Linked DNA regions of Homo sapiens: region 2 is linked to region 1. A link is an interaction called in ENCODE POLR2A ChIA-PET data of the cell type or tissue named here. Cell type or tissue: OCI-LY7. All regions are shown on one strand. Links, peaks and the distances in the headings refer to the core of each region. The heading gives the core; the rest is flanking DNA. Region 1 holds the start of LOC105374810 (a long non-coding RNA gene). Region 2 has its middle 95 kb from the start of EVA1A-AS.

Region 1 (15,824 bases), core at 7,098-12,097:
GGGGGAGTCAAAAGTTATATATAAATTCTTGACTGTGCAGAAAGTTGGTGCCCCTAACCCCTGTGTTGTTCAAGGGTCAACTGTACTTATATATTCATATATATGAATTATACACAGAATTATACATAAAATTCTATATAAGTATATAATGTGTGTGTGTGTGTGTGTGTGTGTAAAGAACGATGCAGATATAGCTTACAAAAATGTTGAAAAAATGGTGGAAACTAGGAATTAGGGCCTTGGGATTTGAAATTGGGGGTTCAGTACCACTAGTATTGTCCTTGTCCAGTTCTTGTCCTTCTCCACAAGGTGGAAACCATGGTCACTGGTGTGGTCACCAAGCCACTATCAGCCAGGAAAGTGTATTTCTCCCAGTGTCTGCATGAGTCATGTGCCCATGCCAGAACAAATCACTTCACTGGGCAATGGGGGCTCATGATTGGCCAGGCCTGGTGACAGCTAAAGCTCTTACTAGAAGGTGGAAGGAATGTTTCTTAGGCAGATAAGTGCAGCTACCATAATCTCTTACATTCCACTTCATGGCTGCCGGGGCTTACACTCACCGTCTTTATTTCCATACACACAATTCCAGAATTCCTAGTGTAACACAGCTATCCCATGTGAAATCAAATATGCATGCCCCACCACCCCTAAAAGGAAAAGATCTCAAAATCACATCCAGTAGCCTCATCTAGCCTGAGACCTGGATGCTGGCTGATGGTCATGTCCAGATACAGCTTCTTATAGTATGTCAATTGATGGCTAATTGGTCCATGTAACCATCCCCAACACACTGAATAACCAATAGTGAAGGTAAAACAGGAAAACCACAACAGGAACTCTCATCTATAAAGGGGGAACATGAAAACATTTGAGATGTTCTCTCCCAGTCTATTGCAGATCCTCTGCATCTGCGCTTGGTTGGCTGGTCTGGCTACCCTGATGATTCTCCTGCTGGGAGAACTTTCCCTACTTGTTGACCTCCAGGACCATGACTGAGAAGCATGTAGGAATGTTTCCTCATCAGGGAGCTGCTTTAGCAATGCCTTTCCTGTTGACATGATTTTGGAGCCTGGGAATTGTTTTAGGAGTGGAGTATTATGGGTTGCTTCTTTCTAAGCTGGGTTTTCTTTGTCACTTTAACTTCCTTAAAACCCTGCTAAGCTGCCAGTCTATTCAATTCATAGGAAAATTTATAGCTAGTAACCAAAGCAATAAATTTTTAAAATCATGGTCCTTAACACCAGATCTTACTCATTCCTTTGCAGTTTTCTTCTCTTAGCAACAGGTCTGGGGGCTCTGTCCACTGGACCAGACCTCAGCCTGGCACTGCCATGGTGCAGGATGAAGGAGTAAGCCCTGATGAGAGACAGAACCAAGCTCCCAATCTTACATAAAGTATCAGAAAATAAAGGCACAGCAACAGCCTCATGTGTGGGAAGGGGGACAGGGGACTGGTCAGGCTTCGCCCACTTCTGAGGACACTCCCATCCCCTCTCTTACAGATGCTCTGTTCCCACCATTGCCTTGCTTTTACTCACAAACAGAATTTAAGTCCCACCCCCACACGTCCTGGATTGCTGGTCACAGGAGAAAGGTCAGCTGCATTCTGCTCTCTTTCTCCTTCTATTATTACGCGGGCTAAGTTGGACAAGGGCTTGTTTCTTTCTTGCAAGGTCTTCCTGTAGGCCAGAAGTGATATTTAACCAGTACGCCTGTAGGCCCAAAACTGTTTATAAATATGAAAAGAGCTACAGCCTTAAGCCTCTTTTGCCTCTGAACTACCCTCTACCCTTCCCCACTGCCCTGGCCCTTCCCCAGGACCTCCTGAGGACATCACAATTAGCAATTAAGGGGCTGGTGTGAGCCAGTCAGTGCCTCAGGGCCCAGCTGCTCATCCCACATCCATTCTGATTGGTGGATTGAGAGCTGTATGAGTTGTTGAAGGTATTTTGAATATCACCCCTGCTGAAAGCCACAAGTAGTCAAGATCCATTAATAATCAGAAATTTTCTGCCAAATCCCCTGAAGTTCCATGTAGACATATCATCTGAATGCCAACAAACAGTTAACAGTTTAGCTATTTTTTTTTTCTGTAGCGCATAAATGTATCTGAGCCAGAATAGATCACAGTCTATGCCTCAATATCTTGAGCCAGCCAAGTTTTGTATTTAAGGTCATCTTTTAAAATCTGTTATTTGAACACTTCAGGCTCTAGTTTTTTAAAGTAATTAGTAGTTTTTGACCTTTAGTAACATAAGCCAACTTCTGTCTAATTTAGGCATAAAACAATATTTATTGGAAACATACTGATAGTTTTCAGGCAGTGAAACAATAAGAAAATTACACTAAGTTTTTAATGAACATTCCAGAATTTTTGTATTCAAAAGAATGTTGTATTTGAAAGTGGTCACCTTGAATGATTTTGCATTTATTCCAACCTCACCATCATTGCTCAGACTTGGTTTTGGACTGTCTAACTTTGAATTGCTTCCAGAACGTACGTTGTACTCTATCGAATAACTAAATTATGCCAGATTTTTGCCCTTTGAAGGTGGATTTGATTTGCTTAGAAAATCATTTGAAATCACATTTGGTGGCTGAGGTGACTTATCAGTGGTTTGGATAATAATTTGGTAAATCATTTTTTAATTTTTTAAATAATTAATTTTTTAATTTTAAAGTCTTTTTTTGTAGCAGAGACTGAAAAGTAGGGGTGAAATGTTGTTTTCTTTAATATTATCTAAGGTTCTTCCTCTCTTTGCCTGGTTGATGACAGGTTCTTCCTCTTCTTACTAACAGGTTAATGATGATAATTAGTTAGTAATTGGCTGACAATCTTCAGCCAACAGAATGTGTGACCAAAAGAGTGACTTTCAGAGTCCAGACTCAACTAGATACTGCAAACTGACCCAAGGGAATAAGGGAAGGGAGCTATTAAGGGAAGTAACTAAAGACTGCAATTCTACCTAGAGACTAATTTAACCATAAGATAGGGAAGTTGCGGAGACAAGTAGTGACTTCTGTGAGTATGCTGTTCGGAGAGTATGGCTATGGCAGACAGGGCTTTGGAATAAAGTGGACCTGAGTTCAAATCCTGCCTTCCCTGTGTGGCCTTGAGCAAGTTACATTACCCTCTTGGGAGCCAGTTGCCCAATCCACAAAGGAGGGATTATCACACCCATCTTGCGGGTTGTTGCGAGAATTACATGTGTATCTTAATTTTAAAAGCCTGGGACAATGCTTAACACATAATAAATACATGATGACACTATTGTCTCACCCACAACAACAGAAATGAGTATGTGTGTTTATTTGCTCTTAAACCCATGCTTGAGCAAAAGACGAGAAGGTTTGAGGAAATGCCACACTATATTCCAAAGTAATAACATAAAGAATCCACGCGCATGAAACCACACACAAATAAATGCAGGAAGTTTAATATTCTATGCAGTCCAAGGTCGATAAAAATGTGTCAAAAGCACGACAAGTGTGAGGTGATAAGAAAGGAAATTGCTTTCAGTGTGAACACCCCCGTTTTCTTTTGCTTTTCCTCACCCTGGCTTCCCACCACTGTCACTGCTGATTTCCCTGATGGCTGTGTCCACCCCAGTTGCCAGATCTTCACGTCGCTGCAGCAGCCTCCAGGTAGACAGATCTGACTCACAGGAGCCCAGCAGGGGCCTCTGGGTTCCCACAGCGTTCAAGTTGACATGGTGTAAAGAGGTGTAATTTAGTGTTCAACCTCTCATCCCTGGGAGCTTCCGCTTTGTCAATGAAGAGTCAACCAGATGCATTTTATTTTAAAATTCTGTTTCCTATAGCAAGTAATTTTCAAAGATGTGCTCTTTCTGAGCCTTCAAATCATCCTCTTAACCTGAATTTTTTTTTCTTAGAGCCCATGTTTGCTTATTTTATATTATTTTTTAGTTAACTAATGCTTTAGGGAACAACTCTCTTGAGATTTATCATCTAGAGAATTGTAGGGGATATCTTTCTCCTGTTTCTAGCCACGGGGTGCTGCAGCTTCCCTCTTCCAACCTGGACTGAGAGGCAATTTTGATGAGTACTGCATCTGGCCCAGATACTGGGGCCTGACCTGATGTCCCCCAGAGGAGCTCTGCTGGACTCAGATGGGCTTTCCCCGCTTTCTGCCTCACAAGTTCTCTGATGAAGGAGGAGTATCAGCTATTCATTTTGTGTATGTGGCGCCTGAACCTTCATGGAACATATCCCAGATCGCAGTGTGCCACAGCCAGATCTCTCATCTGGGTTCTTTTTTTTAAAGTTGGGCCTGAATGGAAATAGAGATGCTGCTGTGTGGTAGGTGGGGGGGAGTGACAGGGCCCCGACTGCTCAGAAGAAAGTCCCCTTTGTGTGACAAGTGACGCACTCTTGAGGTGTGGCTGCTGGAGCAGGTGGTGGGGATGAGGTAAGGCAGGGTGTCTGTAGTTCAGTATGTTTCTCAATCTAATGACAAGGCAGTCATTAGAAATTCCCCAGACTGGTATGTTGTGTCTTTGTTCTTGTTGGTTTCAAAGAACGTCGTTATTTCTGCCTTCATTTCGTTATGTACCCAGTAGTCATTCAGGAGCAGGTTGTTCAGTTTCCATGTAGTTGAGCGGTTTTGAGTGAGATTCTTAATCCTGAGTTCTAGTTTGATTGCACTGTGGTCTGAGAGATAGTTTGTTATAATTTCTGTTCTTTTACATTTGCTGAGGAGAGCTTTACTTCCAAGTATGTGGTCAATTTTGGAATAGGTGTGGTGTGGTGCTGAAAAGAATGTATATTCTGTTGATTTGGGGTGGAGAGTTCTGTAGATGTCTATTAGGTCCACTTGGTGCAGAGCTGAGTTCAATTCCTGGGTATCCTTGTTGACTTTCTGTCTCGTTGATCTGTCTAATGTTGACAGTGGGTTGTTAAAGTCTCCCATTATTAAGGTGTGGGAGTCTAAGTCTCTTTGTAGGTCACACAGGACTTGCTTTATGAATCTGGGTGCTCCTGTATTGGGTGCATATATATTTAGGATAGTTAGCTCTTCTTGTTGAATTGATCCCTTTACCATTATGTAATGGCCTTCTTTGTCTCTTTTGATCTTTGTTGGTTTAAAGTCTATTTTATCAGAGACTAGGATTGCAACCCCTGCCTTTTTTTGTTTTCCATTTGCTTGGTAGATCTTCCTCCATCCTTTTATTTTGAGCCTATGTGAATCTCTGGGACGCATTCAAAGCAGTGTCTAGAGGGAAATTTATAGCACTAAATGTCCACAAGAGAAAGCAGGAAAGATCCAAAATTGACACCCTAACATCACAATTAAAAGAACTAGAAAAGCAAGAACAAACACAATCAAAAGCTAGCAGAAGGCAAGAGATAACTAAAATCAGAGCAGAACTGAAGGAAATAGAGACACAAAAAACCCTTCAAAAAATTAATGAATCCAGGAGCTGGTTTTTTGAAAGGATCAACAAAATTGATAGACCGCTAGCAAGACTAATAAAGAAGAAAAGAAAGAAGAATCAAAAAGATGCAATAAAAAATGATAAAGGGGATATCACCACCGCTCCCACAGAAATACAAACTGCCATCAGAGAATACTACAAAGACCTCTACGCAAATAAACTAGAAAATCTAGAAGAAATGGATAAATTCCTCGACACATACGCTCTCCCAAGACTAAACCAGGAAGAGGTTGAATCTCTGAATAGACCAATAACAGGAGCTGGAATTGTGGCAATAATCAATAGCTTACAAACCAAAAAGAGTCCAGAACCAGATGGATTCACAGCCGAATTCTACCAGAGGTACAAGGAGGAACTGGTGCCATTCCTTCTGAAACTATTCCAATCAATAGAAAAAGAGGGAATCCTCCCTAACTCATTTGATGAGGCCAGCATCATCCTGATACCAAAGCCAGGCAGAGACACAACCAAAAAAGAGAATTTTAGACCAATATCCTTGATTAACATTGATGCAAAAATCCTCAATAAAATACTGGCAAACCAAATTCAGCAGCACATCAAAAAGCTTATCCACCATGATCAAGTGGGCTTCATCCCTCCGATGCAAGGCTGGTTCAATATACGCAAATCAATAAATGTAATCCAGCATATAAACAGAACCAAAGACAAAAACCACATGATTATCTCAATAGATGCAGAAAAGGCCTTTGACATAATTCAACAACCCTTCATGCTAAAAACTCTCAATAAATTAGGTATTGATGGGAAGTATCTCAAAATAATAAGAGCTATCTATGACAAACCCACAGCCAATATCATATTGAATGGGCAAAAACTGGAAGCATTCCCTTTGAAAACTGGCACAAGACAGGGATGCCCTCTCTCACCACTCCTATTCAACATAGTGTTGGAAGTTCTGGGCAGGGCAATTAGGCAGGAGAAGGAAATAAAGGGTATTCAGTTAGGAAAAGAGGAAGTCAAATTGTCCCTGTTTGCAGACGACATGATTGTATATCTAGAAAACCCCATTGTCTCAGCCCAAAATCTCCTTAAGCTGATAAGCAACTTCAGCAAAGTCTCAGAATACAAAATCAACGTACAAAAATCACAAGGATTCTTATACACCAACAACAGACAAACAGAGAGCCAAATCGTGAGTGAACTCCCATTCACAATTGCTTCAAAGAGAATAAAATACCTAGGAATCCAACTTACAAGGGACGTGAAGGACCTCTTCAAGGAGAACTACAAACCACTGCTCAAGGAAATAAAAGAGGATACAAACAAATGGAAGAACATTCAATGCTCATGGGTAGGAAGAATCAGTATCATGAAAATGGCCATACTGCCCAAGGTAATTTACAGATTCAATGCCATCCCCATCAAACTACCAGTAACTTTCTTCACAGAATTGGAAAAAACGACTTTAAAGTTCATACGGAACCAAAAAAGAGCCCGCATCGCCAAGTCAATCCTAAGCCAAAAGAACAAAGCTGGAGGCATCACACTACCTGACTTCAAACTATACTACAAGGCTACAGTAACCAAAACAGCATGGTACTGGTACCAAAACAGAGATATAGATCAATGGAACAGAACAGAGCCCTCAGAAATAATGCCGCATATCTACAACTATCTGATCTTTGACAAACCTGAGAAAAACAAGCAATGGGGAAAGGATTCCCTATTTAATAAATGGTGCTGGGAAAACTGGCTAGCCATATGTAGAAAGCTGAAACTGGATCCCTTCCTTACACCTTATACAAAAATCAATTCAAGATGGATTAAAGACTTAAACGTTAGATCTAAAACCATAAAAACCCTAGAAGAAAACCTAGGCATTACCATTCAGGACATAGGCATGGGCAAGGACTTCATGTCTAAAACACCAAAAGCAATGGCAACAAAAGCCAAAACTGACAAATGGGATCTCATTAAACTAAAGAGCTTCTGCACAGCAAAAGAAACTACCATCAGAGTGAACAGGCAACCTACAAAATGGGAGAAAATTTTCACAACCTACTCATCTGACAAAGGGCTAATATCCAGAATCTACAATGAACTCAAACAAATTTACAAGAAAAAAACAAACAACCCCATCAAAAAGTGGGCGAAGGACATGAACAGACACTTCTCAAAAGAAGACATTTATGCAGCCAAAAAACACATGAAAAAATGCTCACCATCACTGGCCATCAGAGAAATGCAAATCAAAACCACAATGAGATACCATCTCACACCAGTTAGAATGGCAATCATTCAAAAGTCAGGAAACAACAGGTGCTGGAGAGGATGTGGAGAAATAGGAACACTTTTGCACTGTTGGTGGGACTGTAAATTAGTTCAACTATTGTGGAAGTCAGTGTGGCCATTCCTCAGGGATCTAGAACTAGAAATACCATTTGACCCAGCCATCCCATTACTGGGTATATACCCAAAGGACTATAAATCATGCTGCTATACAGACACATGCACACGTATGTTTATTGTGGCACTATTCACAATAGCAAAGACTTGGAACCAACCCAAATGTCCAACAATGATAGACTGGATTAAGAAAATTGGCACATATACACCATGGAATACTATGCAGCCATAAAAAATGATGAGTTCCTGTCCTTTGTAGGGACATGGATGAAATTGGAAATCATCATTCTCAGTAAACTATCGCAAGGACAAACAACCAAACACCGCATATTCTCACTCATAGGTGGGAATTGAACAATGAGAACACATGGACACAGGAAGGGGAACATCACACTCTGGGGACTGTTGTGGGGTGGGGGCAGGGGGGAGGGATAGCACTGGGAGATATACCTAATGCTAGATGACGAGTTAGTGGGTGCAGCGCACCAGCATGGCACATGTATACATATGTAACTAAACTGCACATTGTGCACATGTACCCTAAAACTTAAAGTATAATAGTAATAAATAAAAAAACAACAAAAAAACCCAACCAAACAAACAAAAAAAGAAATTCTCCAGACTGTGTCGTGCGGGTTTCTTGTATCTCTGAATTCAGTACTTTTGCTAGTTTTTCTTTCTTGTTCTGTATCTTCTTGGGTATTAAAATACAGTGGTGAGATAAGATAAAGAAAGCAATATTAGTCTACTATACCATCGTATAGTGCAAAACTTTACTATAAATTTTTTTCCTTTGGTTGGTCTGGAGTTTCTGTATCACTCACCGTCTGCTAAACATTGAAATAAGGTAATCTGCTACTTAGTTTATTTTGGGAACTCTCTGTTCAGAAAAGAGTTGAACACACATCAAGTTTGTTGTTAAAATAAAGGTACCTGGTGTACTTTTTACAAAAATATATATATATTTCTATAATATCTATCTATCTATATATATAGAAATGACTCATGTCCAGTGATTCATGACCACTAGACCAGCCTCTGGATATCAATATTTGAGAGAGATCTTGTTTCTCAGAAACCAGACATGCACTGGTTTGTGGATGATAAAGATTTTTTTTCCACATGGACATTCTGCTGCCTTCTCCCTGCTAACCTCCCAACCTCTGCCTGAGAATTAGGTAGCACATCATAATAATTACAAACAGCCTCTAGCTTCTCCTGGCCTCTTCTAACATGATCCAGGCTCCAGATATCTGAATATTTCTTAGAGATACCTTTTATTTATACGTTATTTCAATGTGGTTGAAAACAAGCCACCGGGCACGGTGCCTCACGCCTGTAATCCTAGCACTTTGTGAGGCTGAGGGAGGCAGTTTACCTGAGCTCAGGAATTTGAGACCAGCCTAGGCAACATGGCAAAACCCTGCATCTACTAAAATGCATAAAAGAAAAAAAAATATTAGCCGAGTGTGGTGGTATGTGCCTGTAGTCCCAGCTACTTGGGAGGCTGAGGCATGAGAAGCTCTTGAACCTGGGAGAGGGAGGTTGTAGTGAGCTGAATTGTGCCCCTGCGCTCCAGCCTGGAAGACAGAGTAAGACTCTTCTCCAAAAAGATAAAAAAAAAAAAAAAAAAATAGAAAAGAAAACAAAGGCCATTCACTAAACAGAATGTTTTGCTCTAGATAATTACAGAGCACAGGCAGAGTGGGGTGTTTATCAGCCATGAGACCTTTGCAATTGATCTATTATGATGTAACACATTTTGGAAAGATGATTTTTAAAAACATGTGTCCCTGGACTCATGGTAATATGGTTCCAGGCCTATTATCACAAATTTGCTCCTTTCTGGTGTCATGCATGATCAATTGAAAGCTACATAATCCTCAGGTGTGAGGTAGTTTTATTCTGGAAAAGCTCTCTTAGATTGTATTATGTACCAGCTTATTTATCCTCTAAGTAAAAATGAGCCAAGCATCCAAGGATCTATTAAGCACCTTCACATTGGTCCATTCAAATCCACAGGCTTTCAGGCATTAACCCATCCCCATAAGAGGCTTCATGAAATGGCTCATCAAATGCCTGGCAACAGAGGAAGCCATCTGGTGAAGGGTGGATTGTGATTATAACCCATCCAGATTTGCCTTCTCATCAGCAACAACACTGTTGTCTCATTCGCCCCTGTAATTGGTCGTGAAAGCCTAGGGACAAAAGATTGAACATAAACCAATCTGACCACCAGGTTTTTTTTGTGTACCTTTTTTTTTTCTTTTTTAAGTTGGGAGCATCCAATCACACTCATCTCTGAGGTTAGAACAATTTACCTTGTGGAAATCCCCTTCGTCATTGAAGATGAATCTTGCTCAGCTAACTACTTCCCAGCTGCTGGGCAGCAGGAATATTCAGGGCCACCATTAAGCCTACCCCTCAGCAAAATCTCCCCATGGCTGAAGGCCAGGCAGTTCAACAGGAATCCTACGGAGCAACCACTGCAAAGCTCACTGAGTGGACTTCCAGGCATTTTCACACCCACAGGAAAAATTGCAAGAACCCATAAAGCCATGCTGAGGAGTATAGGACGTCAGGCACAGGTCAGTGCTGATTTCATCAGAGCGCTGTTCAGATCGCTTGTGCTGCCATTCCTGTGAAAACACTGTTCCAGTCATGTGGCTGAGCAGTGTGTAGACGAACTAGTCTTCCAAATCTTGGCTGCCCACTAGGTCTCACACTTGGGGCTCTTTCCTCATGTGGTTCCACTATGCAGCCAATGTTAACTACTCCAAGCCTAGTTAGCAGACCAGCAGCAGAAGTGTTATGTGGGAGCTTGTTAGAAATACAGAATCTCAGCCGTACCTAGACTTTCTGAATCAAAATCTGCCTTCTTAAAAGATTCCCAGGGGATATGTATGAACGTTACCATTTGCGAATCATATAAGTAGAGTATGGCCTCCCAGAACATGTGACCTATTGGAATCACTAGGAGAGCCTAGACTTACAACGTTATGGTAGAGCTTAGAAGTCTCTATTTAAAACAAATGTTCTAGGTGCTTTTATTGTGACCTGGCACAAGCCTATGGACAGCACCATGGACCAGAGTCTCCCACATGTCCTTGATAATAAGAACAACCTGGAGGAGGAGGCTTATTTTTTAAAAAACAAAATCCTATGCTGGGCTTAATATCTAGGTGATGGGTTGATCTGTGCAGCAAACCACGGTGGCACACATTTACCTATGTAACAAACCTGCACATCCTGCACATGTACCCCTGAACTTAAAAAGTTGAAGAAAAAAAACCCCCAGGCCACTTCCCAGAAATTCTATTTCAGTTGGATCTTGGGGCGAGATACGAGAATCTGTACTTACTCCCCACACACATATGCACACATACAGTGATTCTTGAAAAATTTGGGAAACACAGGAGTGTTCTATAGCAGTGACTCTTCAATGTTGTTGTGCAACAGCATTGTCTGGGGAGGCTGCTAAATGTACTGACTCCTGGAACCTTTGAAAATAAGGGAAGACTACCCAGATAGGAACAAGCAAAAGCTATTTATTCAGAGCTCATTACAGCAAGGAAGCCAGCCACTATCACTTGCATTTGGCAGAAACACAAAGGCAGGCGGGGAAGTGTAAAAGCTGTATAGTGAGCAAAAGGGAAGGGTTCAGTTGTGTCCTGATTGGAGGGTGTTGGCAGGGGCATGCCGTAGATGGTCTAACTAAAAGCAGAGCATCCCATGCAATTGGTTAGGGGTACATATTTGGCTTTCTCCAGCTGGTCTTAAGTTGGAAGGAAGACACACATTAGGGAAGCTAACCAAATCCTGGCCATTTTGGGCTGATTGCTACAGAGGTTATGGTTTGTTTTCCTGGATTGGTTGCTACAGAGGTTGTGGGTCAGAATTCTATTTTTATGTAGCTCTGGCCATTGTCCATTTGTATATTCAGTCTCTCAACATCTACCCCAGAATTATTAATTAAAAACAATGTAATGAGGCCTGGACACCAATATTTTAATAAGCTCCCCAGGTTCTCAAATTGGCTAGCCACACATCTACAGATATCCTGAGTTTTTGCTAACCATCCTACTGCAGTTTCAAAGGTGTCAGGCAGTTTTTATTCCCACTCTGATTACCACACACCATTTGAAACAAGAACTTCACAATCAGAGGGGGCTTCTTGGCAGCTTCCCACCATTTATACACATACCCTATGGGTGGTCAGTATGATACCTGAATGCCAGAGTTGTCAGCGATCTTACTTTGGGGTGAAGCAGGGCAGAAGAATTGAAATAAAGACATCAAGATGCTTTTCAATAAATGTCATCTGAAGACCAGAATATGAACAAGGAGTTGAATATGAATGAGGAATTCTCTATTAGATAATTACATCAGAATTTCCTAGACAACAATTGTAATCAGATAGGGCTCCAGAGGGGCAGGCATCCCAGAATCATCCATGTGGAAGGACGTGTAGTTTGAAGAAGCCACCTGGTTGACTGTGATATTCTTCTGTACCCCTTTGTTGAGAACCACTGATGTAGAGAATGTAATAAACAATTCAGGGGTTACAAACTCCAACACCCACATGAGCCATGAGGGTAACATAAATTGGTAGCATAGCTGGGAACCTTAAGCTGTCTTCTTTTGACACAGACCTAACTTGTTTGTTCATTAAGCAAATGGATATATTTTTCACTTCCACAAGTAAACATGTTCTCTCATTTATATTGGGGGAGAAAGTTCTCAATCTGCCTTTCATTTTCTGACTTTTGAGATATAATTTTTAAATGATTACTGAGAAAAGCAGCAGCGAAAAAACATCATGCTAAATGGCAAAGGAAACTCAGTATCAAAGGAAGAGCTGTAAATGGTGAGACTGGGCCCAGCTGGAGGCTGGACAGCTGCTACTCAGCTCTGGGGAATTGGAGTTTGTTGCCTTTTCTGATTTTTTTTTTAAAGGCAGAAATAGGAGATTTAATATGTAATTGTCTGATCTTTAAATGTTGGCTTAATTTTTATTTAAGATTGTGAAGGTCAAACAAATAAGTCTGATGGGTTGGACACAGGCCTCAAGCCGCCAAGTTTGTAACCTCGGCACTGTAGCATTGCCTGCAAATGAGGTGTTAGCACAGGACCCCGTTCATGCTAAGGGCACCGCAAAGTTCTCCAACCAAGCACGCACCAAGAGCGGGACCACGTTAACTCTACCCAGCCTCCATCTCCCTCCTCAGGTCATCATTTCCACAGTGGAACTTAACCTTGCTATCTTTAGAAAGTAAAGATACCAAACAGATCTGCCGATAGCTTCGTTTTCAATGATGAGCTCAATCTCTCTTCTTTCTTTTCCTCTTTAATTCACAAAACCTAGTGGTTAGGCAGCCTAAGCAGGGAAAGTGTGGGAGTGGGATGTAACTGGTCCCTTGTCAACAATCACTGGGGTAGCTAAGTTGTTTATTTCTTAAATTTAGTTTAAAACGGATGCAGTCAGCAGTTTCTAATTCCTGTCTGGGCTAAAGAAAAAAAATGTTTGCATTTTTACTTTTTCAAGAGTTTTCAGCCTTATTTGGAATCAACTGACTCACATTTGGGTCAGGATCGAAGGGTTGTTGATTCGGGAGTCAGAAAGGAAAAGTAGATAAATTTTAAAATACTTTAATAAAATCTTTATACAAAAGATGTTGGAATTACTGAAAACTTTTAGTCTCTTCAGAATCAGAGTCAAGCAAAAGTGGGCTGGGAAAGGTAGAGGTAGGTGGCTTGAGATTAATGTTTTTTTGTGGGGTACTTGATTAAAATTTATATTTTAGGTGAATGGGTTGATTCACCTAAGCAATACTTTGGCAGGTAATACCTTTTTAAAAAATACCACCGATGCAGATCTGAATAATGGTGTCGATTAATTCAGTTTTCTCAGTAGTGAAATATAAATTGGAACCTCTCTCCACCAAACTTCATGGAAATTTTTGGGAGCATGCTCCTCACCAGCACCATCTCCCTTTGTTGGCCATTTCTGTAATGCAGTTGTGTAAGTTTCATAGTGCAACCCAAGGCCAAACGCTGCCTCCAAGACCAGTGAAGCCAGAGGTCAGGCAAGCTACAATTCTGAAACTAAGTGATGCATAACAAAAAGCTGATTGCCTGAAAAAGGCAATAAGCTGAATTAGCCATAATTTTAACTGGTTTAATATGCTTTACCCAGGAACTGTCTGCTCTGAAAAATCACATGTAATACATTCCTTAATTGTAAAATAAAACATGGAGTATAACACTTTTATTAGTAGTAATTTAGGTTGTTTTCTTCTTCACTAAGAATTGAATAAATATCTATATGTAAAAAGCGCTTTGGTATGTTTCCACAAAGTTTGAGTGTGGTTTCACGTGATCACTCCAGCCAATAATCATTAAAGGCCTCAGCACTCACTGGCAAACCCATGCCTGTTCATTATTAAGCACTGAAAATGATGAGCCAATGAAGAATATGATAATGCAATCTTTAGAATCATTTATGGTTATGAGCATTGATTCACCAAATAAAGGCTTAAAATGTAATGGCCCTGAAAATGGAAAGACTATGTGTAAGAATTTTTAGAAACTGTAAGAGAAGAATGGTAATAAACTGTAAAGAGGAGACCAAATTCATTAGAATAAAAAAAATTGAGATGGGCTGAAGACACTAAGGAACGATTGGAATGAGAAGAATCGCCAAATGTGGAGCACCTAATCAAAAAGAGAACCAGAAATGAATAATCAACAAGGAGCTGTAATCAACATGGGAGAGCAAAGAAGAAAAGACCGGCTGGGAGAGCAAGCCTTGAGGGAAGCTGGAGAATATTCTATCTTGTGTATTTTGCATTTCAAAATCTCATACAAATATGCTTTTCTTATCCAAAAGAAGAGTTTCCCATCTGCTTCGCTTTTTCAGTGGTCATTACGTCACAAAGACAGACTTTTGAAGAAAGGTGCTGAAACCTGTAATTAGCTCTCCACTCTGTGATGTTTTGACAAGCACTGTCATCGGTTTCCTTAACAGTCGTAACTGAGAAAAAAAGGTTATTTGACTGCACAATGAAATTAGACATATGTATATATAAACTTAAATATAATTTGCTAATATGTTATCAATGGCTACTAAGTTCAGTCAGAGTGGGTTACTTTACATCAGGTAAAGCTAATGTAAACATATCAGTTTGAAGGGGTGCCAAATTATTAGCCCTCCTTTGGCACCTTGTGAAGAGTCTCACTGTTGTCTGCGTTAACTTTTCTCACGATTCTTCCCTCCTTTTATTCACTGCCTTCCACCCAGATTCTACTGGGCTTCAAAGCGTTGGACCCCATTCTCTGTGCCTTCTTCTACTTTTGTGTCATGATTTTGCCTGAGTTCTCTTCTCCTCTAGCAGCCACTTAGACTCATAACCTAAGGAGGCTTGCAACCTTGTCCATAGACTAATTTTTCCACCTTAACTAGAACCATTAATTGTAATAAAATTACATATTTAAATAAATTGCTTTCAGAAATTTGACAATAAAATTCCAAATTTGTGCTTTGATTCTTTCTCTTTGTTATACAGTTAAGACCCATTATTCCCTGTAGCTATGGGGAGTTGCAAATCATCCTTTACTCTCCGAACACTTCTTATTCAAATTAGATCAAAAATTCCAGATTCTGCCCTCCTCTGCTGTAACTTCCAGGTCACTTTTCCATTGACACAGGCAAACACAGAAAGTAGGGATAATGCAAAAGGCAACCTACTTTCCTGTGTCTGTGTATTCAGTAAAAAGGATTAGCTCAAAACAAAATGGCAAATTATTGAGCTTGTATTGGGGGTTCTGCTCACTTGCTGCCTTCCACTACTTCTAGAAACCTACTTCCGGGTGATGTTCTTAGGCCACTTCTGGTTGTGCTGAGGATCCTTCCCAGACCTACTTCCTCACGCAGAATACCGTGTGTCAATCCTCATCCTCCTTCCTCCATTTAAGGGGAAAAAGTGTTCCGGAAACGAT
Region 2 (15,824 bases), core at 4,643-9,642, 95 kb after region 1:
GTCTATTTGGGATAGATTCTTAGAATTGAGATTGTTGATTCAAAGAGTAAATGCATATGTCTAAGCAGCTTAAAGAGGCATTGTTGTTTCAAGCCAAAAATATCTTCTTTAAATATAGTTTTATTAAAAAGAAAGTAATTAAGAGAGAGCTTTGAAATAGCAAGACAAGTGAATCTCTTTGGGAAAAAACGTATAATAAAAAAACTTCTGACTGTCCAGAAGAAGTAGGCTCCCATGCAGGTGGAGTGAAGAGAGGAGAGAGAAACTTGCTCTTGATTCATCTTTAGTTAGGAGTGAGAAAGGTGCCTGGGAAGAGATGGAGAGACCATTTGTGAAAGAAGCAGCCCTGTGAGGCATTACATATGCTTGGCACTGTATAATTAGGGTGATAGCATCTTCTGATGCATACTGTATAATCTGTTGCCTTGGCTAATCAGAGTCACTGAACCCCATTTAAGATGGAAAGTGGAATACTGAGTTGAATTCCTATGTCAGAAGTTGAGTAAAGATAAGTCACACCCTCTAATCCATTTAAAAATACTTAGCAGGTGATTCCAAAGACTGAGCTACTGAAGTCCCCATGTTATCCCAGGGGGACGTGCAAAAACAGGCAAGAATTAAGGAAGCAGCTCTACAAGCCAGCAGAATTGACCTGATTCTCCAGAAATGTTTCTGCATAGGGCATGGCCACAACCCTGGGGACTGTAGTTTTCCCTGTATCCCAATTGGGGTTAAAAAGAGAAAGAACAAAAACTGGGAGCAGGGGAAGGGGATTTTGGTTTCCAAGGGGTAAGGCACAGAAGCAACACTAAATCCTTCTCCTGTCCATCTCCCTTTTACTCCACCCTAAGGATGAGTCCTAAATAAAAGTTTGATCCAAAGGCCTTTGGGATAGTGAGAGAAGCTTGCAAGGAGGAAAGGGTCTCTGTATGGACATTATCCGCTTTATTCAGTTCTTCTGCTCCACACTGTTATTTGCTTAACACTGTAGGATTCTAGTTATTTTCTTTCAGCACTCAAAGATGTCACTCCATTATCTTCTCTTTGCTTGGCAGCTCACCAATGCCTTCAAACAGATGGTTTTTGTGTTTTATCTGGCTTTTCTTGTTTTCTTGGCAGGAGCATTGGTCTATAGCAAGCTACCCCATCAGAATTGCAAGTCAAAGCCTCCACTCTTAATTACTGAAAATGTACATGCATTAATATCTAGTATTATAGATCCCTGTTCCAGTTTTGTTTGAAAAAATTTATAAACTATTATTGCCTATTTGTCCACATGAACTTTAGCATCTCAATATTGTACACCTTCCCATTACTAATTCTACGAAATGTATACATTTATTTGTAGACAACTTTTATGATATTGAGAATTCTGTATCCAGAAGCATGGTATCTATTTTTATTAAATTGTGTATTTTTGTTACTTTTGGAGCTTTATTTCAGTTGGTTCTGAATATTTCAAATTAAGTTTAATCCTGCATATTCCAATTGTTTTTGTCAGTGGGCTCTTTTTACAATTATATGTTCTGCATTGTTGAATATATACAAAATCTTTAATGTTGTATATGCCATTTTTAACTCATCATCTTAGTAAATTTTTATTAGTTTATTTCCTTTGGTTTTCTAGGCAAAGAACACAAGGAAATCATAACTTTGTTATGTCATTTCCAATAATTACCAACCTAATTCATTTCCATGGCTTGTTTTTTTCTAAAACTTTCAGAACAGTGTTAAACCATAGTTGTCACAGTGGTCATACTTCTTCTCTACTTCTCTTTAATGGGAATCCCCTAGGATTTTATGATAGTGTGTGCATGTTTCTCATGTTAAACAAAATTATCTTCCTATTTCTAAAAAAATTCTGTCCAGAACTAATATTAAATTACAGCTGCCTCTTGAACAATGCTGGGGTTAGCAATGCTGTCCCCACATGCAGTCTCAAATTCACACATAACTTTTGACTCCCCTAAAACTTAACTACTGATAGCCTACTGTTGACTGTAAGCCTTATGAATAACATAGTCAATTAGCACATATTTTGTCTGTTATATGTACTATATATTGTATTATCGCAATAAAGTAAGCTAGAGAAAATAAAATGTTATTAAGAAAATCTTAAGGAAGAGAACATATATTTACTGTTCATTAGGGGGAAATGGATCATCATAAAGATCTTCATTCTCATCATCTTTACATTGAGTAGGCTGAGGAGGAGAAAGAAGAGGTGTTGGTCTTGCTCAAGGGTAGCAGGGGTGGAAGAAAATCTAGGTATAAGTGGACTTGCACAGTTCAAACATGTAAATTGGGTAAATTGTATATGGATGGGTTCAAGGGTAAATTGCATATGAATGTCTATTTAACATCTATTTGAATATGATTTTTCCACAATGAGATGTCACCTTACACCTGTTAGAATGGCTATTTTATACACACACACACACACACACACACACACACACACACACACACATATATATATATACACCAAAAAAAGATAACAAGTGTTGGTGAGGATGTGGAGGAAAGGGAATCTTTGGACACTGTTGGTGGAAATGGAAATTGTTGTAGTCACTAAAGAAAACACTATGGAGGTTTCTCAAAATATTAAAAATAGAACCACCATATAATCCTGCAATCTCACTTCTGGGTATACATCCAAAGGAAATGAAGTCAGGATTTTAAAAAGATATCTGCATTCCCATGTTTATTCCCACATTATTCACAATAGCCAAGATATGGAAGCAGTCTAAATGTCCATCAACAGATGAATGGATAAAGAAAATGTGGTGTATAAATATATATACCCTATGGAGCTATGGTCTGAACGTTTGTGTGCCCCAAAATTCATATGTTGAAATCCTAACCCCCAAGGAGATGGTATTAGAAGGTGGCAACTTTGGGAGGTCATCAGATCATGAGGGCAGACTCCTCATAAGCAGGATTAGTGCCCCTATAAAAGAGATCCCAGAGAAATTCATTGCCCTTCTGCTGCTGAGGTTACAGTGAAAAGATGACACTTACCAGGCATCAGATTTTCTGGCACCTTGACCTTGGACTTTCCTGACTCCAGAACTGAATGAAATAAATTCCCATTGTTTATAAGCCACAGAGTATTTTATTATAACAGTTCAAACAGACTGAGAAAGTGGAATATAATTCGGCCTTAAAAAAGAAGGAAATCATGTTATTTATGACAGCACAGATGAACCTGGAGGACATTAGGCTAAGTGAAATTAGCCAGACACAGAAGAAAAAATACTACATGATATCACTTATATAATGAACCTAAAATGGTCAAACTCATAGAAGCAGAGAGTAGAATGGTGGTCCCCAGGGGCTGTGGGGAGGGGAAAATTAGGAGGTATTAGTCCAAGGGTACAAGGTATCCCTCGTATAAGGTGAATAAGTCCTAGACATCTACTTGAAAAAGCATAATGTCTACGATTAACAATACTGTATTGCATATGTTTGCTAAGAAAGTAAATTTTATGTTGTGTTCTTATCACAAAAGATAATAAATAATTTTGCGCAATTTTGTATACAATACTGTGTTGCAAAATTTTGCTAAAATGGTAAATTTTATATTACATGTTCTTAGCACAATAATAAATAAAGAGGGCTGGAAGAAAGAAACTTTTGGAGGTGATGGATGTTTTTGGATGAAAAGGATGCATTTCCAGTAAAATGTTTCTCAAATTTGACCATGTATCAGAACCTCCTGGAAGTTTAGTTAAAACACAAACTACTGTTGATGTAGGATTTTTCTTAGTCACTTTCTCAGGTGGAGACCTCCAGCTGGCAACGCCCCTGTCTGGGATTTACTCAGGCACCAGATCACTGCAGGAGATGCACCATCCACTCAGCCTGCTTGGCAGAGTCCAACCTGCACTCTGGTGCAGATTCTCCTGTTGCTGCAACTGCACACTCAGCCCCTGGTGAGAGGGGGTGTGTGAGCAAGAGAGTGCAGGGTCTAGCTGGCCTCTCCCAGTGCTGGCACAGAAATGGGCTCTGTGTGGTACTTGTGGCTGGACCAGGCACGTCACAAGCCACTCCCATAGTGGACTCCAGTGTCCAGAGAAGGGGAACACAGTGGCATCCAGGCAGGGGTGCCCTCGACCCTGAAGCCCCAGAGGGGGTGCTACAGCATGATAATTAACTCTTTCAGTCACATCATCTGCAGCACGATGAACAATGGCATGTTAACAGTTCTGTCAGCCCCTTACCCTGCTCCGGCTCATGGCTCCAGGGTTGGCTCAGCCCCACCACTGCTTCCTGTCATGTGAGGAGGTTGCCCTCCACTGGTGAGGGCAGAGGGCTACAGTTGTTACAGCCTTCTGTGTACCCACATTCACTGGGTCCCAAATTCTTGTCCTGCATCCAAGAAGAATGAGGTCACACTGGCAATTGAAGAGTGAGGAGGGTGGAGAAGAATTTTATTGAGCAATGAAACAGCTCCCAGCAGAGGGTGAACATGAGGGTGGTCCCTCACCCAAAATTGGGTGGTTTCTCTCTCAGTGTGTCTGGGTCCGAGGCATTTATGGGCTCAGAATGGGGAGTGTGTGCTGATTGGTTTGCGAGTATGTGAAAAAGGTTAAAATAAAGGCACCACTCAAAGGTGGGCATGACAGTGTAAAAAACCAATTAGGGAAGGTAGTTATATTTAAATAGGTGAAGGGTAGGGAGAAATCAGAGGAAAGTGCACCAAATGGGAAGACAGGTTCTCAATTCAGTCTGTGAATTTGACTTGTAGCTTGGCGTCAGGCTTGGCTTCAGGCATTTGGCTGCCTCCTGCCACTATCACTGTGCTCCACTCCCAGAGTTTCTGACTCAGTGATCTGGGGTTACAACCTGAGAAGTTGCATTTCTTTTTTTTAAATTTAATTTAATTTAATTTTAAGTTCTGGGATACACGTGCAGGACAGGCAGGTTCATTATATAGGTAGGCGTCTGCCATGGTGGTTTGCTGCACCTATCAACCCATCACCTGGGTATTAAGCCCCGCATGCATTAGGTCTTCATCCTGATGCTTTCCCTTCCTTCACCTCCCTCACCCCAAAGGCCCCAGTGTGTGTTGTTCCCTCCCTGTGTCCATGTGTTCTCATTGTTCAGCTCCCACTTATAAGAGAGAACATGCAGTGTTTGGTTTTCTATTCCTGCATTAGTTTGCTGAAGATAATGGCTTCCAGCTCCATCTATGTTTCTGCAAAGGACATGATCTCATTCCTTTTTATGGATGCATAGTATTCCATGGAGTATATGTACCACATTTTCTTTATCCAGTCTATCTTTGTTGGGCATTTGGGTTGATTCCCTGTCTGCTATTGTGAATAGTGCTGCAATGAACATACGTATGCATGTATCTTTATAATAGAATGATTTATATTCCTTTGGGTATATACCCAGTAATGGGATTGCTGGGTCAAATGTTATTTCTGGTTCTAGGTATTTGAGGAATCATCATACTGTCTTCAACAATGGTTGAACTAATTTACATTCCCACCAACAGTGTGAAAGCATTCCTATAAGCAGTTGCATTTCTAACAAGTTTATGGAGGTATTGATGCTGCTGGTGTGGGAGCAGTACTTTCAGAACCACCGTCTAGATTCTAAATATAAATCCTAAGTTTAACTTCAGAATAAATTGAAAACCAAAAACCTAAATGTAAGAGCTAAACCTATAAAACTCTCAGAAGAAAACAGGGGTAAATATTTGTGACATGCAAACTGCCAAATAAAACATTAGCAGGTTGAATTAAAAAAAAAAAAAGGCGCTCCAAGGATTGATCAACATTTTTTTAAAATAATTCATGACATTCACTGATCAGATAAGAAAAGAAAACCATACAAACGTATAATCATCCCATTAGATGCCACAAAAAGGTGTTTGAAGTTTTCAAGAGAAAATGATAGGTTAGAATTTGGAGATAGCAAGTGGAAACTGTTTTGCTAACCAATTTGGCTTTTCAAGGAAAGATAATCTAAGAGTTGAAGGAGGACACAGGATCAAGGGACAAAGCGTGTGTGTGTGTGTGTGTGTGTGTGTGTGTGTGTGTGTGTGTTTGTGTGTATTAGATGAGACATACTCAAACACATTCATAGGCTAATTTGGAAGTGGCCAGTAGAAAGAGGAAATCGGAATATACTAGAGAAGCTATTGATGGAGTAAGAGTCCAGAGGAAATGAAAGGGTCTCAAGAATGGAGTTTGAACAACAGATAGGCTCACTCAACAGGGAAGGGAGTAAGAATGCGTGATGTGAGAAAATTCAAACTTGTTCACATTCATTTTTCCTATTTAAAAAAATGAAGCAGGAGGTGAAATCAGGTAAAAAAAAGTTTGGAGGTTGAATTTGGCTGTTAGCAATTCAGTGGTGGCCTTCACGATGATTTGCCATGGACTGATGGTGGCCCAGAATCCAGTAAGCAAAGGAGTGACTGGGGAGAGGTTGGGGAAATTGTTGGGGGCCCGGGGGGCGGGGAGCAGGCGAGAATGTGGCGACAAGTGCAAATTTTTCTTCCAAAGATGAAGACTGAAAGGGGGATAGGGAATTAGAGTGACAGCTATATTTCAAAAGAAAACTCCTCAAATTTTAAGACAATTTCTGAGTATTCAAGAAAGCCATACACTGGGAGAGAAGATATCATTAACTGACACATGATGAAATTTGTTGTTTTGTTAGTTAACAAAGCATCAGGCATTGCATTGTAAAGGCACAATAAACTACAAATTACCTGTCTCTCATTCAAAGGAAATAAAAATTGGCACCACGACTCCAGCAAGTATGGAAATGTAAAAGCTTAGGGTTTCTGAGCTTTCCATTCAAATCAAGGTTTTCTTAAAGACTGAATGCAGCTCCTCATTCTCCATAATAACCACCTCCACTTGGCCCTGTTCTACAATCCATAAAATGGGCTTCTCTGAATAGACAAAAAAAAAAAAAGAACAAAACAGACTTTTGAAAGTTACATCTAGAAGTCTGATTTAGCAAGCAATCCAGCTAGTGGGCCCAAATGCAGCATTTTTCAACTTTCCACTAAAAAGCCTGTGAAGACATAAGGGGAAAAAAAGACAACAATTTCATCAACTGGGAGTGAAAATCAATCTATCACAAAGATCTTACGGGGATATAATTGGATGACACAGCCCACACGGGCTTTGTTATCAGAAATAGCACAAACCTGTTGGGCAACATTTTTTTTGAAAAAGAGAGGAAAATGTGGTTTCCCTCTCCCAGTGCCTATTTCCTGATTGGAAAGTTCAAGGAGAGTATCAGAAAATCCAAGCTGCATTATCTCTTTAGAGCTGGGGCTGATTTTTGAGCATCTATAAGGCTTTGTTTCTCTTCATCCCACACGTCTACCTTTCCCTAAACAATATAGTTCTAAAAGAATTCATTAGGTTTCATCAGTTTCTGAAAACAACAGGTTAAACATGTGACAAGAACTAATTATGGTGAAGAAATCCTGGAAGTAGCTACATAGAAGCAATTGAAAATTCTAAAGTCTCTGATAAAAGCCCATGCTAACACTGTTGAAAAACCAGCATGGAGTTACAAGATTGCCCCCTAGTCCCTCAGAGACATATTAGGTGGATTAATAATGCTAGGAGCCGGCATCTTAAAATACTTTCTAGTTGTCACTTTTAGAGAGGGTTCTGCCTTGCATGCAAATCAAGCAGATGAGCAGTGGCAGCAGAATGTCAGGATTCTGAAATCTCACTGCCCTGCTAGTGCAGTGCCAGAGGAAGAGGTGCCGTGAAAGACCTCAGGCTTAAGAGGAAAGCTCTGCTGTGCTTAAGCATGTGCTGTGTAGGCCATACTTAAGGGCTGCATAAAGAGGAATTATGAGAAGATGATGCATCTCCCTGTGGAAGAGGAGGCTGGCTGGGGTAGAGTATGGGCGTCTCGAATGGAAAGTTCCATATCTGAAAGGGAAAATATCTCCCTGCAGCAAAAGAGGCAGTTTTGGTAAAATGCTGGGAACTACCCACAAAGCTTGGTTTGTGTCCTGCCTGTGTATCTGTTGTCACTACCATTCCCAGAAGCCATGGCCAACTGTGGCAGGTGCCTTGGCAATATTAATTGGTCATACTGGTGGCATTGTAGATCTTGGAAAACAAAGTGGTTCAGCAGACGTGGCAGTGAGCCCAGCCAGGAATCAGACTGAGTGGTGCCCAGCAGCCTGGGAGCAGCACGTCTCCATAGGCATGTGGTGGGAACTGCTCACTGCCTTGGTTGAGTCGGTGCAAATGCAACTGCTGTCAGCTAGAGCAGTTCTTTCTGTTCCACTGGGAGACAGCTGCTCTGTTTCCTGGGACCACCAGTGCTGCAAGCAAAGCTGAACCTGGCTGACTACAGTCTCAACTCTTTTCTTAAGTTAGCTTTAGATTTTAACTACAAATGCATGACATGCTAAATACTAAAACTGGGATCCACAGAAAGGCACAAAGAAGCTGCATCTTTAGGAGGTCCCACCATTTGTCACCTTTCCATTTGCCATGCCCATACCTGCCTTTGCACCTCCCATCACATTGGCTTCCCAGTGTTATTCTACAATGCTAAAAGGACATCAAGCCAAGAACTCCCCACCTGATCCACAGAGAACTGCCTTCTTTTCCAGTTTGAATTCTTCCAAATTAGGGTATCTTAATGGGACTCTTATAATAGGGTGTACTCTCTCAGGTGGGAAACTTGTGGAATGATCTGTGGCATCTTTCATCAACTTCAGCTTGTCTGCACTGTAAGTGGTAAAAATATCTTTGGTAGTTATAATATTAAAGTAGGCTTCCCCCTTTCTTTTCTAGAAGTTTTATGGAAAGAGATAGAATTTTAGGCAAAAAGCATGACTCAAAAACATGGAGATGTGAAAAACATGGTGTCCTGGGGAATGATGAGTAATTTCATGTGGAGACTATAGGGTATACAGAGAATGGAGCAAAGGGGAAAGAAACCAGCATTCAGGGATTTGTTGAAGTCAGGTAGTAAATAAACTTAAACACTGTGAGTGCTAGTTTCCTGTTGCTGTTGTAGCAAATTACCATACACTTAGTGGCTTAAACAGCACAGATGTATTAGCTTACAATTCTGAAGGTCAGAAATCCAAAATAGATCTTACAGGCTAAAACCAAGGTATCAGAAGAGCTGCACTGCTTCTGGACATTCAATGGGAGATCTGTTCTCTTGCCTTTTCCAGTTTCTAGAGGCCATTTGCATCCCTTGAATTGCAGCCTCTACCTTTGTCTACAAAGTGCATAATTTCAGCTTCTGCTTCTGTCCACATCTCGTCTCTGACCCTGTCCCTTCTGCTCTTGTTTTGTAAGAACCCTTGTGATTACATCAAGCCTATCCAGATAATCCAGGATAATTCCCCCTCTCAAGATCCTTAACTTAATCAACCTCAACAAAGTCCCTTTTGCTACATAAGGTAACGTATTTGCAGGTTCTAGGAATCAGGATGTCAATAAAAAGAGGCAAATTCTGTAAGATATTTGAAGAGATTTATTCTGTGCCAAATACGAGTGACCACAGCCTGTCACACAGCCCTCAGGAAGTCCTGAGAACACGTGCCCAAGGGGGTTGTGTCAGGCCTCTGAGCCCAAGCTAAGCCATCATATCCCCTGTGACCTGCACGTATACATCCAAATGGCCTGAAGTAACTGAAGAATCACAAAAGAAGTGAAAATGGCCTGTTCCTGCCTTAACTGATGACATTACCTTGTGAAATTCCTTCTCCTGGCTCATCCTGGCTCAAAAGCTCCCCCACTGAGCATCTTATGTCCCCTGCCCCTGCCAGCCAGAGAACAACCCCCTTTGACTGTAATTTTCCCACTACCTACCCAAATCCTATAAAACGGCCCCACCCCTATCTCCCTTCTCTGACTCTCTTTTTGGACTCAGCCCGCCTGCACCCAGCTGGAATAAACAGCCTTGTTGCTCACACAAAGCCTGTGGTGGTCTCTTCACATGGACGCTGTGTAAGTTGGGGTGCAGCTTGGTTTTATACATGTTAGGGAGACATGAGACTTCAATCAAATACATTTAAGAAATACATGAGTCCAGTTCAGAAAGGCAGGACAATTTGAAGTGGGGGGCTGGGGGGAGCTTCCAGATTATAGGTGATTTTTAAATTTTCTGGTTGCCAAATGGTTGAGTTTATATAAAGACCTGGGATCAATAGAAAGAAAATAGATAATGTCTGGGTTAAGATAAAGGATTGTGGAGACTAAAGTTCTTAGTGTGCAGAGAAAGTCTTCAGGTAGCAGGCTTCAGAGAGAATAGATTGTAAATACTTCTTATCAGACTTAAGGTCTGTGTTGATGTTAATGCCAGAGAGGCGTAATGAGGCATGTCTGAGCCCCACTTCCTGCAATGGCCTGAACCAATCTTTCAGGTTAAATTTTAAGAGTGTCCTGGCTGAGGAGGAAGTCCATTCAGATGGTTGGGGTGGGGGTGGGGGGGTTAGAATTTTATTTTTGTTTTACAAGGACTTAGGTGTTTTTGGGGAACATAATTCAGCCTACCATATCATGCAAGAGAATTTAAACTGTACTGTGTCAGCCAGGGGTTAAAATCTTAATGCCTACCAGGGCTAGGCAGGTAAAGAAGCATCTTAGTCCATTTTGTCCTGCTATAAAAGAATACTTGAGGCTGGGCAATTTATAAAGAAAAAAGATTTATTTGGCTCACAATTCTGGAGTGCTGAAAAGTTCAGGATTGGGCATTTGCATCTGGCAAAAGCCTCGGGCTGCTTTCACTCATGGCAGAAGGCAAAGGGGAGCCAATGTGTACAGAGATCACCTGGTAAGAGAGGAAGTGAGAGAAGGAAACTCTAGGTTCTTTTTTAATAACCAGCTCTCATGGGAACTAATAGTATGAGAACTCATTCATCTCAACCCCTCCCCAGAGAAAGGATTAATCTATTCATGAGGGATCCACCCCCAGTGACACAAATACCTCCCAGTAGTTTCCACCTCCAACACTGGGATCAAACTTCAATGTAAGATTTGGTGGGACAAACCAACCATATACAAACTCTAACAGAAGTAAATAAAGCAGTCTGGTTATTAGCCAACAGGAAAAAGTGAAGAAAGTGAAAACTCAGAGAGTACTATCTAAAGTGAGTTCTGAGTGTTATCAAAATAAATGCAAACCAGTGTTGCCTGATTACCTGATTCTTTTGGAGAAGCTAAGATCCAGATATTTATGTAAATTTTACCAGTTTTATAAACAATTTTCCAGTCTCTACTGGAATCCTACAAGGATTTTCATGTTAGGAGTTCCTGGTACTAAAATACCTCTGAAGACAGCATTGAAGGAAAGAGGCTAGGAATTAGAATGAATCAGAAAAAACTGTAACAGTGGATAAGAATGCAAACCATAGAGGAGAATAAAATATTTTAAAACCATATGCCCAACAAAGGACTAATGTCAAGAATATATATATATTTTAAATTCTCCAAATTCAATAACAAAAAAGCTAACAATCCAAGTAGAAAATGGGCAGGAGGCATGAAAAGGCATTTCGTCAAAAAACAAATACAGAAGATAAATAAGCACATGAAAAGATGTTCTATGTTTTTAGCCATTAGGAAAATGCAAATTAAAGCCATAGTGAGATACTACTACACATCTATCAGAAGCTCTAAGATAGAAAGAATGACTGCAGTCAAGATGGCCAACTAGAAGCAGCAGTGATCAGACGCTCCCACTGAAAAGAACCAAAACAGCATGCAAATCCAGCACCGGCAACCAAGGTATGCAGGTTCTGTCATCAGGACTGACCCTAGGCAGCTGGCGTGACCCACAGAAAGAAAGGAAGAGCAGAATGGTGCAGTGGCCCACCTGAGAGCCACACAGGACAGGGGAGCTTCCACCCCCCAGCCAAGGAAGGTGGTGAGTAAGAGTGCTATCCAGCCTGGGAAACTGTGCTTTTCCCATGGAACTGTGTAATCCACAGATTAGAAAATCTCACTAGTGAGCTCACACCACTGGGGCCTAGAAAACCACAAAGCTGAGCAGATTCTCAACAGCCACTCAGCTAGAAACTGCTTAAACAGGCTGAGTTCCTGGTGGGGAGGGGCAGCCGCCTACTGTCTAAGCCTTCCAAGAGACTTGGAGGAAGGGCAGCAGCCAACAATGGGACTGCTAGCTGTCTAATACACTAAGCTCTTGGGGTAGAGGAAGGGTGGCAGCCATCTCTATAGCTCCAGGCTGCACTTTTCCCTGGCTGGAGCCAGGGAGGCTGGAAGGCTTGGTCTTAAGAGGTTATTCCTCACAGGGCAACACACAGGCTGTGGCAGACTGCAGCCAGAGTGCATCTTCAGGCCTGACCCTGACCCATCCCTCCTCACTGGGGTGCCTCCCTGGAGGAACTCCAACAACTCCATTCAGGGGCTCAGGGACAGAACTCTGATGTCCCTGGGCCTGAGCTCCTAGGAGGAGGAGTGGCTATATTCTCTGCAGACCAGCAGACTTAGTCTTTCCTCCTGCTAGTTCTGAGTAATCCGGGCAACTCAGACGAGTGAGTTTCCCCCCAGCATGGCACACCCCCTCCACCAAGGGACAGCCAAAGTGCTTTGTTAAATGGGTCCTGCTCCCCGTGCCACCCAACTGGGTGAGACCCCAATAGATGCAGAAAAGGCCTTCGATAAAATTCAATGCCCCTTCATGCTAAAAACAGTTAAAAAAACTGGGTATTGAGGGAACATATCTAAAAATAATAAGAGCTATTTATGACAAACCCATAGCCAATATTATATTGAATGGGCAAAAGCTGGAAGCGTTCCCTTTGAAAACTGGCACAAGAGAAGGATGCCCTCTCTCACCACTCCTATTCAACATAGTGTTGGAAGTTCTGGCCAGGGCAATCAGGCAAGAGAAAGAAATAAAGTATATTTAAATAGGAAGAGAGAAAGTCAAACTGTTTCTGTTTGCAGATGACATGATTGTATATTTAGAAAACCCCATTGTCTCAGCCCCAAAACACCTTAAGCTGAGAAGCAAATTCAGCAGTCTCAGGATAAAAAATCAATGTGCAAAAATCACAAGCATTCTTATACATCAATAATAGACAAACAGAGAGCCAAATGATGAGTGAACTCCCATTCACAATGCTACAAAGAAAATAAAATGCCTAGGAATCCAACTTATAAGGGATGCGAAGGACCTCTTCAAGGAGAACTACAAACCACTTCTCAAGGAAATAAGAGAGGACACAAACAAATGAAAAAACATCTCATGCTCATGGATAGGAAGAATCAATATTGTGAAAACGGCCATACTGCCCAAAGTAATTTATAGATTCAATGCTATTCCCATCAAGCTACTATTGACTTTCTTCAGAGAACTAGAAAAAAACTACTTTAAATTTCATATGGAACCAAAAGAGAGCGCATACAGCCAAGACAATCCCAAGCAAAAAGAACAAAGCTGGAAGCGTCACACTACCTGACTTCCAACTATACTACAAGGCTACATTAACCAAAACAACCTGGTTCTGGTACCAAAACAGATGTATATATAGACCAACGGAACAGAACAGAGGCCACAGAAATAACATCACACATCTACAACCATCTGATTTTCGACAAACCTGACAAAAACAAGTAATGAGGAAAGGAATCCCTATTTAATAAATGGTGCTGGGAAAACTGGCTAGCCATATGCAGAAAACTGAAACTGAACCCTTTCCTTACACCTTATACAAACAATAACTCAAGATGGATTAATGACTTAAACATAAGACCTAAAATCATAAAAACTCTAGAAGAAAACCTAGGCGATACCATTCAGGACATAGACATGGGCAAAGACTTCATGACTAAAACACAAAAAGCAATGGCAACAAAAGCCAAAATTGACAAATGGGATCTAATTAAACTAAAGAGCTTCTGCACAGTAAAAGAAACTATCATCAGAGTGAACAGGCAACCTCCAGATTGGAGAAAATTTTCGCAATCTGTCCATCTGACAAAGGTCTAATATACAGAATCTACAAGGAACTTAAACAAATTTACAAGAAAGAAAAACAAAGAACCCCATCAAAAAGTGGGCAAAGGACATGAACAGACACTTCTCAAAAGAAGACATTTACATGACCAACAAACATGAAAAAATCTATCATCGCTGGTCATTAGAGAAATGCAAATCAAAACCAAATGAGATACCATCTCACGCCAGTTACAGTGGCGATCATTAAAAAGTCAGAAAACAACAGATGCTGGAGATGATATGGAGAAATAGGAATGCTTTTACACTGTTGGTGGGAGTTGTGGAAGACAGTGTGGCAATTCCTCAAGGATCTAGAACCAGAAATACCATTTGACCCAGCAATCCCATTACTGCGTATATACCCAAAGGAATATAAATTATTCTACTATAGAGACACATGCACACATATGATTATTGCAGCACTATTCACAATAGCAAAGACTTGGAACCAACCCAAATGCCCATCTATGATAGACTGGATAAAGAAAAGGTGTCACATATACACCATGGAATAATATGCAGCCATAAAATAGAATGAATTCGTGTTCTTTGCAGGGACATGGATGAAGCTGGAAACCATCATTCTCAGCAAACTAACACAGGAACAGAAAACCAAATACCACATGTTCTCACTCATAAGTGGGAGTTGAAGAATGAAAACACATGGGCACAGGGAGGGGAACATCACACACTAGGGCCTGTCAGGGATTGGGGGCATGGGGAGGGAGAGCATTGGGACAAATACCTAATGCAAGCGGGGCTTAAAACCTAGATGACGGGTTGCTAGATGCAGCAAACCACCATGGCACGTGTATACCTAGGGAACAAACCTGCATGTTCTGCACATGTATCCCAGAACTTAAAATATAATAAAAAAAAAAACTCAAGATAGATAAAAGACTTAAATGTAAAATGCAAAACCGTAAAAACCCTAGGAGAAAACCTAGGCAATACCATTCAGGACATGGGCACAGGCAAAGATTTCATGATGAAAATGCCAAAAGCAATTTCAACAAAAGCTAAAACTGACAAATGGGATCTAATTAAGCTAAAGAGCTTCTGCACAGCAAAAGAAACTATCATCAGAGTGAACAGGCAACCTATAGAATGGTAGAAAATGTTTGTGATCTACCCATCTGACAAAGGTCTAATATCCAGAATCTACAAGGGACTTAAACAAATTTGCAAGAAAAAAACAAAAAACCCCATCAAAAAGCAGGCAAAGGATATGAACAGATACTTCTCAAAAGAAGACATTTATGCAGCCGACAAACATGAAAAAAAGCTCAACATCACTGATCATTTGGGAAATACAAATCAAAACCATACTGAGACACAATCTTACACCAGTCAGAACGGCTATTACTATCAATAATAAATAAAAGTCAAGAAACAGTAGATGCTGGTGAGACTGTGAAGAAATAGGAATGCTTTTACATGGTTCGTGGGAATGTAAATTAGGTCAACCATTGTTGAAGACAGTGTGGCAATTCCTCAAGGATCTAGAACCAGAAATACCATTTGACCCAGCAATCCCATTACTAAGTATATACCCAAAGGAATAGAAATCATTTGGCTATAAGAACACATGCACATGTATGTTTATTGCAGCACTACTTACCATAGCAAAGACATGAAACCAATCCAAATGCTCATCAATGATAGACTGGATAAAGAAAGTGTGGTACATATACACCATGGAATACTATGCAGCCATAAAAAGGAATCAGATCATGTCTTTTGCAGGGACATGGATGAAGCTGGAAGCTACCATCCTCAGCAAATTAACAGAGGAACAGAAAACCAAACACCACATGTTCTGACTCATAAGTGGAAGC

What was found. ChIA-PET counts read pairs that join two places held together with the same protein. Peaks named below come from ENCODE experiments on the same cell type or tissue, not always from the same donor. Only the 100,000 strongest peaks of a DNase experiment are listed, where the experiment ranks them.
Region 2: POLR2A ChIA-PET joins it to region 1 with 5 read pairs; 2 of 35 experiments call an interaction of 5 or more read pairs at or near these places.

What each region holds. Positions count from the first base shown.
Region 1 is chr2:75,323,929-75,339,752 of GRCh38, forward strand. LOC105374810 (a long non-coding RNA gene) reads left to right here and starts at 9,538. Exons shown (of 4, transcript XR_007087112.1): 1 at 9,538-15,824. In OCI-LY7, for the core only: no CTCF peak of the experiment used is centred there; no DNase peak of the experiment used is centred there.
Region 2 is chr2:75,421,120-75,436,943 of GRCh38, forward strand. No RefSeq gene overlaps it. Among named protein-coding and RNA genes, the nearest start is that of EVA1A-AS, 95 kb to the right of the region's middle. RefSeq lists enhancers at 11,618-11,697, 11,708-11,977, 12,178-12,257, 12,288-12,447 and a silencer at 12,048-12,137. In OCI-LY7, for the core only: no CTCF peak of the experiment used is centred there; a DNase peak (open chromatin) is centred at 7,712.